Regions from separate parts of the Homo sapiens genome. Here region 1 is linked to region 2. Evidence: read pairs that join two places in POLR2A ChIA-PET (ENCODE). Cell type or tissue: Panc1. All regions are shown on one strand. Links, peaks and the distances in the headings refer to the core of each region. The heading gives the core; the rest is flanking DNA.

Region 1 (6,242 bases), core at 1-5,000, 600 kb before region 2:
TTTATAACATAAATACATAACTATGTTAAAGTTTTTTTTAACTAGGAAATAATTATTTCACATTCTTTATGTAGATTGAATACCTGCTTAAGAAGCTTACAGAAGCTATGGGAGGAGGTTGGCAGCAAGAACAATTTGAACATTATAAAATCAACTTTGATGACAGTAAAAATGGCCTTTCTGCATGGGAACTTATTGAGCTTATTGGAAATGGACAGTTTAGCAAAGGCATGGACCGGCAGACTGTGTCTATGGCAATTAATGAAGTCTTTAATGAACTTATATTAGATGTGTTAAAGCAGGTAAGAATTCTGTTACTGTTTTTTTTTCTCATCTTTAGAATTTGACATTTTAAAATTAATATTTTTGTCACAAAGATGAGTATAAGTCACTTATTTTCTTACACTGATTTCGTTTTTTTATTTTTTGTTTTTTTGAGACAGTCTTGCTCTGTCGCCCAGTCTGGAGTGCAGTGACGTGATCTTGGCTTACTGCAACCTCCATCTCCTGGGTTCAAGGGATTCTCTTGCCTTGAAGGCATGCACCCCCATGCCCAGCTAATTTTTGTATATTTAGTAGAGATGGGGTTTTACCATGTTGGCCAGGCTGGTCTCGAATGCCTGACCTCAAGTGATCCACCCACGTCGGCCTCCCAAAGTGCTGGGATTACAGGTGTGACCCACTGGGCCTGGCCTGATTTTGAATAGGAATAAAATTTCTTATTTTTCCAGTCTTGTATTAGGCTTTCATTAAAAAAAATTATTTGTGCGATTTTAAAGTACAGTTAAGAATACAGTTAAAATATATATATATATTTTGGCTGGACGTGGTGGCTCATGCCTGTAATCCCAGCACTTTGGGAGGCTGAGGCGGGTGGATCACCAGGTCAGGAGCTCAAGACCATCCTGGCCAGCATGTTGAAACCCTGTCTGTATTAAAAATACAAAATATATATATATATATATATATATATATATATATATATATTTTTTTTTTTTTTTTTTTCCAAGACGGAATTTCACGCTGTCACCAGGCTGGAGTGCAGTGGCATGATCTTGGCTCACTGCAACCTCCGCCTCCCGGGTTCAAACAATTCTCCCGCCTCAGCCTTTTGAGTAGCTGGGACTACAGGTGTGCGCCACCACGTCCAGCTAGCTTTTGTATTTTTAGTAGAGATGGGATTTCACCAGGTTGGCCAGGACGGTCTCGATCTTTTGACCTTGTGATCCACCAGCCTTGGCCTCCCAAAGTGTTGGCATTACAGGCGTGAACCGCCGCGCCCAGGCCATTTCCAAAATATTTTATTTTGGAAATTCATAACCACTGATCCAGAAAGATCTCCATGGCATAACGTTGAGTGAAAAAAAACCACATTGCTGAACAGGAGATATCTTGTAATCCCCTTCAGGTAATGTTATGCATGTGTGTAGAGCTGTCAGGAAGGTGCTTGCTAAAATGTTTACAGTGATCACCTCTAGATTGTGGGATTTTGGTGAATTTTTTTCTTCTTTATTCCTTTCTGTATTATTGGACTTTCTATATGATTTTATATTATTTTTATAAAATCAGAAAAATACCTCTACTTGTGGAAAAAAAAATACCTTTATGTAGCAAAGTTGCTTTTGTCTTATTTAGACTGTCCTCTTTTTCTCAGCACCCAGCATAGCAGATGAAGCTCGATGCTTGTTAAATACAATTTATATTTTTTTGGTGATTCTTTGAAACTTCTTACATTATTATATTGAATAATAACTGATTTGGGATTTCCTTACTTTGATCCTTTCTTTCTTCCATAGGTAATAGTGTTGTCTTTGTTCTTTTTTTTCCTAATGGAGCACATCATAAATGTTGAGGCTGAATTTGTATAGGTTTTTGGTGCTACAAAGAGGTATGAGACGTGGTCTCCATCTGAAGTGGAATTCTCAGCCTCTTAGGATGGCAGGATATGACTGTAGTAGAATTGCCGTATGAGATAGCTTTTGCTTAAATGTCCAAAGATTAGGAAACTGAATATGTAATATGATTAGAACTTAATATAATAACCAACTGAAACTTACAATCAATATCATATATATTTAATGATATGTATATTCTATCATGCGCTATCAGCACCTGTAGATTTAATACTAAAAATAGCAGCTATTCTTAAACAAGCCTGAAGGGCTTTGGCCTATAATAATGTATAATTTTGCTTAAGTAAACATTTGAGTCACACACCTTTGAGGCCAGTCTGTGGGAAGGAAATACAGAACTAGTGAGTGTGAGCTTAGAAGCCACATTTAGAAGCCAGTATTTGAACTCCTGGTGCAGTATTTTCCTGTTGGTCTGGGGCAGAGTTCCTCCTTCAGAATATTGAGAGGTCAGGCAGAAAGGTAGGTTGGTACCAGAGGTGGAAGTCCTTGAATATTTGGTTTAGAAGATATATGTGGCCAAGCTTTAGCATTTTCATTGATTGAGGTTTTACTTACCTCAGTCATTTAACATTTTCAGTGACTGAGGTTTTACTTATTTTATTTAAAAATTTTGGCTGGACGTGGTGGCTCACGCCTATAATCCCAGCACTTTGGGAGGCTGAGGTGGGCGGATCACGAGGTCAGGAGCTTGAGACCATCTGGCCAACATGTTGAAACCCCATCTCTATTAAAAATTCAAAAATTAGCCAGGCATGGTGGCATGCGCTTGTAGTCCCAGCTACTCAGGAGGCTGAGGCAGGAGAATCATTTGAACCTAGGAGGCAGAGAGGTTGCAGTGAGCCGAGATTGCACCCACTGCACTCCAGCCTGGGCGACAGAGCGACACTCCTAAAAAAAAATTTTTTTTTTGTAGAAATGAAGTCTCACTATGTTGCCCACACTGATCTTGAACTCCTGGCCTCAAGCGATCCTCCTGCCTTGGCCTCCCAAAGTGCTGGGATTACAGGCATGAGCCACTGCATCAGGCCTGATCGAGGTTTTAATTTACAGAGAATCATTGTTAGGGGTTCATTCTTTCTTTTTAAGTGGAATAGACCAGTATAATGAACTCCCACATATGCATCAACCAGCTCCAGTAACCACCACCATGTGGCTAATCCTACCCCACCTACTTTTACCTCTCCTGTATTATTTTGAAGCAAATCTCAGGTATTTTATTTTGTTTATAAATATTTCAATAGGTATCTCTAAAAGATAATGATTTTTTAGAAATCTCAAATGCTACTTAATGTCAAGGGGATTCTATTGTCTGCATATCACTTTGGGGAGGGGTTGTCTCTGAAGTGTCTGAAATTATATGCAAATTTTTGTCTGGTTATGCTTGCATGACTAGGTGTAATGCCCCTCCATAGATTCTCAGAGGATCCAAGAACAATTGGTGTTCATGTTTTCAGGATCATATATCAAATAATGGAGTAGGCAAGTATATCAAGGAAGAGATGTCAGCTCTTACAAATAAAAAGACAATAATTTATATCACATTTAATCTTTCACAGGGTTACATGATGAAAAAGGGCCACAGACGGAAAAACTGGACTGAAAGATGGTTTGTACTAAAACCCAACATAATTTCTTACTATGTGAGTGAGGATCTGAAGGATAAGAAAGGAGACATTCTCTTGGATGAAAATTGCTGTGTAGAGGTGAGTCTACTCTTACTTCTTTGCATGATTACCCCGTGCTGCCCCCTGATGCTGAAGTAGCTTCTCACCTTCTTCCACCTAGACTCTAGAACCTTAAAATAATCCCCAAATTTACATTTCCAAAATAATATAGGCATGCAGTTGCCATGGTTTCTGAACCAAAAATTAAACATAGCTGACAAAATTTTTTTCTAATGTGAATTTATTTTCAACCTTCTACTCGTGAATAAAGTATAAGGATTAAATCATTTATTGGAACATTTAAGGAATCATTTATTGAATAAAATGGAGTCATAAAAGAGATAATAAAGTAAAAAAAAGTTCAGTAAGACAATATTTGGAATAAAGAATATGCCAGAAAATCTGGGACATTTTGAGTGCAAGAAATAAAAGAAGATGTAAGCATTGTCTTTGAATACTTTGGGTGACTTTCAGGACACTTTATTCATAGGTACTAATTCTTTAAAGAAGTGAAATTCTCAAGAACATAAATTTTTGAGTTTTTAATTTTTATATGAACTGTCCCCGTGTCTGTATGTGTTGAAGAACATTTAAATACCTGAAATCTCACACATAAACTATAATGTATTTTAGTGAATAATAATGTCTTGAGATGTGTGATGCCCATGAAGGAGTCTGCTTAGATTTAACTAAACATGGAGATCTACAAGGTTACCAAAGGCCAGTTTACTCATAAACATATAGGACAGAAACCACGGGTTGCCAGCCACAACATTCCAAGTGCAAGAAGAGAAAGCCACATTAAGCAGATGTAGGAATCACCCTGGCTTAGGTGCTTCATATCCCATAGGAGTTAATACCTCTTGTAACATCATCACAGATGTACCTTCCAGGATTCCTGCAAGGGAGGTGCTCAGGATAAGAGCTGCTATACTCAGGAAATCCCAATGCATGGCATCCTATCAGGTGTTTATAGTTTTACCAGTCTAGATGTAGTATACCAACTGGGGTCATTTTTACCATAAGTAATGTGCTTAGGAAACAGCATTAGTAAATCAGTAATATGAATTTATAGGTATTTTTCATTGACATTAAGTTTCAGCTCATTTTTATAAATAATTCAAATTGAATTTCATTTAAATACTTAAAATTTTGAGGAACTAATTTTGCTTTCTGTTTTAGTCCTTGCCTGACAAAGATGGAAAGAAATGCCTTTTTCTCGTAAAATGTTTTGATAAGACTTTTGAAATCAGTGCTTCAGATAAGAAGAAGAAACAGGAGTGGATTCAAGGTAAGGTGATTTTTTATTATTTGCCATGATATAACTTGAAAGCTCTGACTTTCTTTTTTTTTTCTGAGACGGAGTCTTGCTCTGTTGCCCGGGCTGTAGTGCAGTGGTGCTATCTTGGCTTACTGCAACCTCCACCTCCTGGGTTCAAGCAATTATCCTGTCTCAGCCTCCAGAGTAGCTGGGACTATAGCCACCACGCCCAGCTAATGTTTTTGTAATTTTAGTAGAGACGGGGTTTCACCATGTTGGTCACGCTGGTCTCAATCTCCTGACCTTGTGATCCACCTGCCTTGGCCTCCCAAAGTGCTGGGATTACAGGCGTGAGCCACTACGCCTGGCCGAGAGCTCTGACTTTCTAGTTTTGAATCTCATGAAGGATGCTAAGGCGTTACTTCCTCATTGTAGTTATTTTCTGCATGTGATACAGTAGCTGAGAGAAAAACAAATTAAGATGCGCTCTCAAAGTTTTCATTAGTTTTATTTGCATAATGAACTTTGGGTAAATTATAAATGGGAGATTTACTTTTTAAATAGATTTTGGGGTTGCAAGTATAGTTCTGCTACAGTGATATATTGTGTAGTGATGAAATCTGGGCTTTTAGTGTAATCATCACTCGCATAGTTGCTGTTAGGTAATTTCTCATCCCTTGCCGGCCTCCTGCCTTCCCACATTTCTGAGTCTCCAATGTCTATTATTCCTTGCTGTATGTCCATGTGTACACATATTTTAGTTCCCACTTATAAATAAGAACATGTAGGCCGAGTGCGGTGGCTCATGCCTATAATCCCAGCACTTTGGGAGGCAGAGGCGGGTGGATCATGAAGTTGGGAGATCGAGACCATCCTGGCTAACACGGTGAAACCCCGTCTCTACTTAAAAAAAAAAAAAAAAAAAGAACATGTATTTTATGTTCTGTTTATGGGTTATTTCAAGAAATACTTCAAGATAATAGCCTCCAGTTCTATCCATATTGCTGCAAAAGACATTATTTCATTCTTTTTTTATGACTGAATAGTATTCCAAGGTATATGTGTGTATGCACACACTACAACTGTTGGTGGACACCTGGGTTGATTCCATATCTTAGAGATTTTAGGTTTTACTTATTCTTATTATTTGAAGAATATAGAATTTTCCCTTTTAAGGACTGTGAAGAATTTTAAAGTGGCCATCTTGAGCTTGAGGTAATATGTAAAAGAAAAGAGGAATTATGCAATAGTTTTTTAATACTTCAAGTGATTTTCAAGATCCATTACTTCCACAAGAAATCACTAGTTTTGGGTAACTCAGGAACACAAACTTTTGAATTAATAACCTTTAAAAAAAATTTCAACTTTTATTTTAGATTCAGGGGTACATGTGCAGGTCTGTTA
Region 2 (7,575 bases), core at 1,605-6,604:
GCAGGAAGGAAAACTCAGGAGAACTGGGTTGGGATAGTGGTTTCAGCTTCTCCTCGCCTCCTAAAGAGTCTCTTGATAGTTCTCAGGCCTTGAAGGTTCTGCCTGCCCCCAGGTTCCCCACCCCAGGAAAATAAGCAACTTCTCAGGAGAATAATGAGGTTGGTGTTTACCTTTGTGCTTCATTTGAGTAGCATGAGAGCACCCCATTCCTCACATCTGTTCATTCTTCTCCCCTTAGAAATCTTGTCTCAGCTGAAAGGTCAGAGCTAGAAGCCCCAATCTGCTTCTAGCTCTGACCTTCTGGCTTTGTCAGGAATCCCTATGAATTTGTGCTGTTGATTTTCTTTGAACTAAATACAGAAATGTGTCTGCACTCTGGGATAGAGAAGAGAGTATAGTAATTGCCAGGAGAACTGAAGATGACCTTAAGGCAGGCCAGGTGACTGGTAAACCATACCCTTCACAAGGCTACCAGAGCTCTAGCCTGACCAATATTATTTTGAAAGGGAATACATTAGAATCCCTGGTGACTAGATGAACATGGCCATCACTATTTCTACAAACCTGTCTTCTGATGAACATATACTCCTGCTGGATGGTGTCAAGACATGCTTGTTTCTTGAGTGGTTTAGATACCAGTTATTGCCCCTCCTGTTATGCCTGGTAACTAGGATGCTGTCAAGAAAATACAGCAGGACTTCATTGAGCTTAAAAAGAGCGTTTCAAAAATATTGCATTAGCCTTTTGTCCTTTCAGTCTGTTTTTCATAGAACAAATGTAATCTTAGTCGCTACAAATTTGTTTAAAATAGCTCTTCTGGTGAGTCACCTAAAGTTAACTGCAGATATGGTATTGTTTTAGCCATGTCAAGCTTGAAATGTTATCCAAGTCCTAGGAACTACTCACTATGGGAAGCTGATGATGTATGTGCCCTCACACGTGTTTTGAGGGTGATCCTATAATGTCCGGAGAGAAAGAAATGCCTGAGATGAACTGGTCAGCATTACATTTCTCAGAACGGGCTGCAAGAGCTTCAGAAGCAAAAGGAGTGTTCTCTGTAGGCTCAGATGCTCACATGACCCAAGACACGTGAAGGGTCTGCCCATCATTCACCCCTCTATCCCCACAAGTGGTCAGAAAGTTAGGAAAATCTCCAAGAGACCATGCAGAAGGGTCAAAGGATCTTGCAGATGTTCTGAGCAAAAAAATGAAAACTTTAAACAGAACATTGTGCCATGACTTGAAAAGGTCATTATCTAGTTCACACTTACATCAGACTATAAATATTGTCAGAAAAATGGATATGTTTGCCAGGACCATGAACAGTAAAATTGCTTAAAATAGGCCACAGAAACCCTCAAGGCCAGTGGGGCCATGGCAGGCCATGACACTCAAACCTGATGCTGCCTTGTGAGAGACCTCAGCAGGAACAAAAGCCAACAGCTGCTTATTGGAAAATTTATACTCAGTGGCCCTCAAAAATTGCAAAAGCCTTTCAAGTCATGTAAGTTAATTTTGTCTCACTCTTCCACCAGGTAGAAGTGAGACAGGGAGACTCATGCTCCTTAAATGAGGTCCCTTGTCAAAGACTAGCTGTCTTATGGCCTTTGAATACTCTGCCCTTCCCCCTTCCTATGGTATAGCTTTGTGTCCAGTTAGCACTGAGCAGAAGCTGCTCTCCTGCTGTCCCCACCCACTGTTGGCTAAAGCCAGGTCACCTCCTGCCAGGCAGCGGCTGGGTGAAAGTCCAGAGAAGCTCTCCTGAATAAACAAGTCAAACAAAGGCAGTTCCCAGCAGTGGATGGGGCTGTACTCCAGAAGTCTATTTGCAAATCTGTCCTTTAGAACTCGGAAGACATTCCCCAGGAGGAGCAATGTTATGCAGTGTGGCAAGGTTCCCAGGCTAGCCCACACCTCTGATTTAACCCAGAATGGGCTGGGGAAACAGTGCTCTAGAACTCATCATTATGGGTAATACCTTTGTAGTCTCTGCTCTTCAGTTTACAAATAGTTGCTGAGCTAGGCATGGTTCCAGGTGATGTGAAGGTTCAAAGCTGCCTCAGCTTTGTGGAGTAGGTAGATTCAGTAGCTCCTGGGTGCACAGTGGCTGAGATTTTCCCAGTCTCATGAAATCCCTGCTTCTCTTTCCTATCTACATGTTTTAGGCTGAAAGTGAAGGGATGACCATTCCGGCTTTTCTTTGGTTTGTTTCTTCAAGATAACCTGGTGTAGGGAAGGGTGAGAGTCCTGGCTCTATCATTACACACAGCAGCATCTCCAAGCTTCAGTTTCTCCTCTGAAAAATAGGATAATATGTAGCTAAGAGAGCCTTGGAGTTGCCTCCCCAGCCCTTGTTCTTCTCTTGGTAACTACCATGACTTTTGTTAGGGTATCCACATCTCCCCCAATAGACCACTCCACTCCTGAAGACTCAGGCCTAGTGCAATTCCATTTTAAGGCCACTATTACAGGACCCAGTGATGGGTGCTGGCCTAATTCAGGCCAGTGAGCTTGCATAAGTTTATTGGCTTATTTCCAGAAAAACAAATTTCCTTTTTCCTGCTAGATAAGAATGGGACACATATGTGGTCTCACTAGCAATTCAGGCCAATGAGTTTGCATAAGTTTACTGGCTTATTTCCAGAAAAACAAGTTCCCTTTCTCCTGCTAGATAAAAGTGGGAGACATATGCAGTCTCAGCAGCAATAGAAAGCCACTCTGAGACTAAAACAGGGGCAAGCCCTAGATGGAAGCTCTCATTGTGAATGGCAGAGTGGAGTGATGGAAAATAGAACTCCCTGATAAAGTTGTTGAACTCCTAAATGGACCCATCCTCAATCCTGTCATACTTCTATTGTATAAACCAATCATCTCCTTCACTTAGTAACCCATAGTGAGTTGAGCTTTCTGCTCCTTTTAATGGAAGCCATCTTAATTAATACATTATAGCACAGGATTTACTATGGGCATTAAATGGGATATAGCATTCACAGTATCTGTCTCATGCTGAAAAAAGAAAAAAAATTCATAGTATTTAGCACAGAATTTATATATGACCCCTGCCCTTCCAGTCCAAGGGCATTAATGGAAAAGACCATAGTTTCTCAGGCCTTTGTTGGATAGGGAAGAAGAGGGCATGTGTGGACTCCAACACGACCTTAACCTGGTTTGAGGCTTGAATATCTTGCCTGGGCTAGAAAGGTGGCCCCTCTGGACTGGCTTTAATTTTAGGATCAGTCCCTTTAGAGGGAGTAGATCTTGTAAGCTGGGGTTTCCCTAGCCCTTGGCAAGTATACATGTTGAAGAGGGTTGGGAGACAAAGAGGGAAGAAAGGAGAGAACCATGACTTGCTGGTGTAATAACAAAAGGTCCTACCTATCTTTGGGATCGAGATTAATCTCTCCTGTCTTTCTTCTTTTTCCTCCTTTCTTCCTTACATTTTTTCGCACTCCCAGTTCTCATTAGGGCTGAAGAAGAAAGGGAAGTCAAAGCTGGGATGGCAAAGGAGTGGAAGTATATGCCAGAGGGAGAAAGGGGAACTTGTGTAAGCTAATTCTGATGACTTTGCATTCAAGTGTAGCACAGATCTCAGTTTTCAGACTAAATGGTAGCTTTAGACTCCTATCGGAGGTTGGCAAGGCTGGTTTCTTGGAGTTTTTGCATGAAGAACAGGAAACTAGGCAGAGCAGCCTGGTTCAAGGACAAAGGGTTATGTTATGACTAATAGGAAGGAGGAATCATTTGGAGTACACACAGTGGCTGTAAGTCAGATTTCGGTCATTTCATTACCCCCAGATTTAGCCTAAGTCACCAGGGAGAGGAGACTGCAATAAAAGAAAAATTAACAAAAAGCTGACATGACTGAAATCTGAAGGAACTTGATTCACATGACATTACTGCTTTGCAGTTGTGCTGTATTACAAGGGTAGAGCTCATTTGTCCTAGTGTTAGCATACTGCACTTGAGAGTATGCTAGAACACAGGATGGAAAAGGAGTGTGAGAAAACATTACTTCACAAAAGTGGGTCAAGGGTGCCATGTTCCAACTGTGAAATGGATGCTTAGAAATGAAAATAGAACTCCAGTGTGGTCTGACCAGAACAGGATTGAGCTGCCACCCTCTTATCGGGACACTAGATTTATGGCTGTGGTCAAGAATTGCCCTAATCTTGTTTTTATCAGTCACATTCCAATAATGCCTCATAATGAATCCATGGTCAATTAAAAGCCCAGTTGTTTTTTACATGAACTGCTGCCAAGTCAGGAATCCCTGTGAATTTGTGTTGTTGATTTTCTTTGAACCAAATACAGAACTTTACAATGATTCTTCTTGAAAGTCATGCTGGTCAGATTATTTTGCATCTTGCTTATTTTGTCTATTAGCTATTACTCTAAACTTTGTGCTTACCTTCTTCATCATTTAAGACACGTATAAAAATATTGACTAGGGCCAGGTGCAGTGGTTCATGCCTGTAATCCCAGCAGTTCTGAAGGCTGAGGTGGGAGGATTGCTTGAAGCCAGGAGTTTAAGACCAGCCTGGGAAAAAAAGTGAGACCCCCATCTCTACAAAAAATTAGAAATAAAATCAGTTGGGTCTGGTGATATGTGCTTGTAGTCCCAGCTACTTGGGAGGCTGAGGTAGAAGGATTGCCTGAGCCCAGGAGCTTGGGGCTGCAGTGAGCTGTGATCACTCTACTGCCCTTGTTCCAGCCTGGGTGACAGAGTGAGTGTGTGTATAGCTATTCAGTCAGTGGCCAAACCATATATATATATATATATATATATATATATTTTTTTTTTTTTTTTTTTTTTTTTTAGGCAGGATCTCACTCTGTTGCCCAGGTTGGAGTGCCGTGGCATGATCTCGGATTACTGTAGCCTCAACCTTCAGGGCTCAGGTGATCCTCCCACCTCAGCTTCCTAAGTAGCTAGGACTACAGGCACACTCCACCATGCCTGTATAATTTCTGTACTTTTAGTAGAGATGGGGTTTTGCCATATTGTCCAGGCTGGTCTTGAACTCCTGGGTTCAAGTGAACCACCTGCCTCGACCTCCCAAAGTGCTGGGATTACAGATGTGAGCTACCATGCCTGGCCTCATGGTACTTTTATACCACTTTCCCTCTCCACCTTATCCATCACTGGATCATGAGATGCATTATGTATTTTCTTTATGAAATCAAGTTACACTGACTCTAGCATTTCCACCCTGGTGGCCTGGCACTTACCCAGTATCTTGCACGTAATAGGCTCTCAATAAATGTTTGTGGAATTAAACTGAATTCTGTGAATCATCAGCATAATAAAATTTAAAAGAAGGAAATGAGGCATGATTCACTGATGAACCACTTGGGATCTCAGTGCTCTTTATATTCCTTTTCGTTGTTTTAAGTGAAAATGTCACACATTACAGGAAAATAAAATGTCAACTATGATTGACAATATACATTATGCCAACTATCATCATTATCAATACCCAAAATTATATTTTTTTCTTTTACAAAAAACATAATCATGTGCAACTTCATTTTTTAATTTAATCTATTTTGGCTACCTTTCTATTTTTCAGTAGAATTTCATTGCATGAACCTTAGTCTCTTCTAAGTGTTTAACACATTATCTGTTTAAATTCATTAGATTCTGACATAAGAATCATTTGTTTTCAAATTATGGAGTTAATCTATTCTTCTTTTTTTTTTTTCTAGACGGGGTCTTGCTCTGTTGCCTGGCTGGAGTGCAGTGGTGCTAACATGACTCACTGCACCCTTGACCTCCTGGACTCAAGTGATCCTCCCACCTCAGCCTCCCAAGTAGCTGGGACTCCAAGTGGGTGCCACTACAGCCAGTAAGTTTTTGTACTTTTTGTAGAAATAGTGTCTTACTATGTTGCCCAGGCTGATCTCAAACTCCTGAGCTCAAGCAATCCTCCCACCTTGGCCTCCCAAAGTGCTGGGATTATAGGTATGAGCCATCATGCCCAGCCTAATCCATTCTTCCTAATGTATATTAAACACCCACCATATGCCAGACCTTGCGTCAGAACATTGAGGAATTAAAAAGAAAAACTGGGCAAGGGCCTGGCCCTCCAGAGACTTGGAATCTGATAGAGGTCACAAAATAAGCACATTTATGGTGTTGGAACAAGGTTCTCTGTGTTAGAGTCTACTACAGGGGAGTGTGCCATGTGCTCTGGGGCCTTGATTAAATACAAAGGACTATAATTTTCTCTCCTGTGGGGCTCCCTGGAGCTTGGAGCAGCAGCCAAGAGATGTTCAGGCAGCTGAGACTCTCATCACAACCAAAGTTCTTCTGCCACTCTTGGACCTAGGATAGGAAAATTGATGGGCTCTCTGCCTTCAGGCAGCTCCTGCTCGGGCAGTGTGTGATAGAAGAGGAACTTACTTTGGGTGAGGGTCCACTGCCCCTTCCTTTCTTCCATGGCCATCAGGTAGGCCATGTGGTCTGACCACAGAGACCCTGACAGAGGGAGAAAGAGGAAAAGGCCAAAAAACAGAAACCATGAAGAAGCAGAAAGACTCTTAAGGTGACCTTCATGAAACCTCACCTCTGGAATTCATACCTTGGTATAATCCCCTCTCCTTGAGTGTGGATGTGGCCTGTGCCTTTTCTACCTAGCAGAATATAGTAAAGACGGTGAATTGTATGTGATTATTGATTATGCTGCGTATGATATGAATATTAGTGCTGTCTTACTGAACTGCTCTCTTGGCTTGGAGGAAGCAGATGGCTATGTTGGGAGCCCCATGTGCCAAAGAACTGTGGGCAGCCTCTAAGAGTTGAGGGTGGCCACTGGTTGACAGCCACCATGAGACTGAATCCCTGAGTCTTATTAATGCAACCACAGGAAACAGAATTCTGCCAAATGAATTCTGAGTGTGTTTGGAGCAGATCTTTCCCTAGACCAGCCTCAGATGAGATCACAGCCTTGGCTGACACCTTGATTACAACCTTGTAAGACCCTAAGCAGAAAATCCAGCTAAGTCAAACCTGTACTCCTGAACCACAGAAACTGAGATAATAAACTTGCGCTCTTTTAAGCAGTTAAGCTTGTGGTAATATGGCTAAGCAGCAATAGTTAATTAATATCCTAACAGTTAATCTCTTTTGCCTTCCATAAGAACTGCAGGAGAAAAAAATGACGTAGGGAAGGGAGATTGGAAGGGAATTCCAGCAACCTCTATGAAGAGAAGAAATTGACTAGGGAAAGGACTTTTGCTGTGAAGCTCTACCACATTTGTTCATTCATTCATTCATTCATTCATTCATTCGTTTGTTAAAGATGTTGAAGTAGAGATATGTGTATCAGCCTTCAAGAAAGGCTATTGGCATGGACTGAATTGTGTCTCCCTGTATTAGTCCGTTTTCACGCTGCTTTAAAGAACTACCTGAGACTAGGTGATTTATAGAGAAAAGAAGGTTTAATTGACTCACAGTTCTGCATGGCTGGGGAGGCCTCAGGAAACTTACAGTCATGGTGGAAAGGGAAGCAGTCACATCTGACATGGTGGCAGGAGATGGAGGGTGGGGGAAATTGCCAAACACTTTCAAACCAC

The links. ChIA-PET counts read pairs that join two places held together with the same protein. Peaks named below come from ENCODE experiments on the same cell type or tissue, not always from the same donor. Only the 100,000 strongest peaks of a DNase experiment are listed, where the experiment ranks them.
Region 1: POLR2A ChIA-PET joins it to region 2 with 14 read pairs; 3 of 35 experiments call an interaction of 5 or more read pairs at or near these places.

The regions. Positions count from the first base shown.
Region 1 is chr11:9,724,584-9,730,825 of GRCh38, forward strand. It overlaps SWAP70 (switching B cell complex subunit SWAP70), which reads left to right. Exons shown (of 12, transcript NM_015055.4): 4 at 75-302; 5 at 3,470-3,616; 6 at 4,760-4,868. Among named protein-coding and RNA genes, the nearest start is that of SBF2-AS1, 31 kb to the right of the region's middle. In Panc1, for the core only: no CTCF peak of the experiment used is centred there; a DNase peak (open chromatin) is centred at 2,268.
Region 2 is chr11:10,324,864-10,332,438 of GRCh38, forward strand. CAND1.11 (a long non-coding RNA gene) reads left to right here. Exons shown (of 4, transcript NR_103765.1): 2 at 5,707-5,846. Among named protein-coding and RNA genes, the nearest start is that of CAND1.11, 20 kb to the left of the region's middle. RefSeq lists a silencer at 3,859-4,153. In Panc1, for the core only: no CTCF peak of the experiment used is centred there; no DNase peak of the experiment used is centred there; H3K27ac peaks cover 3,188 bases.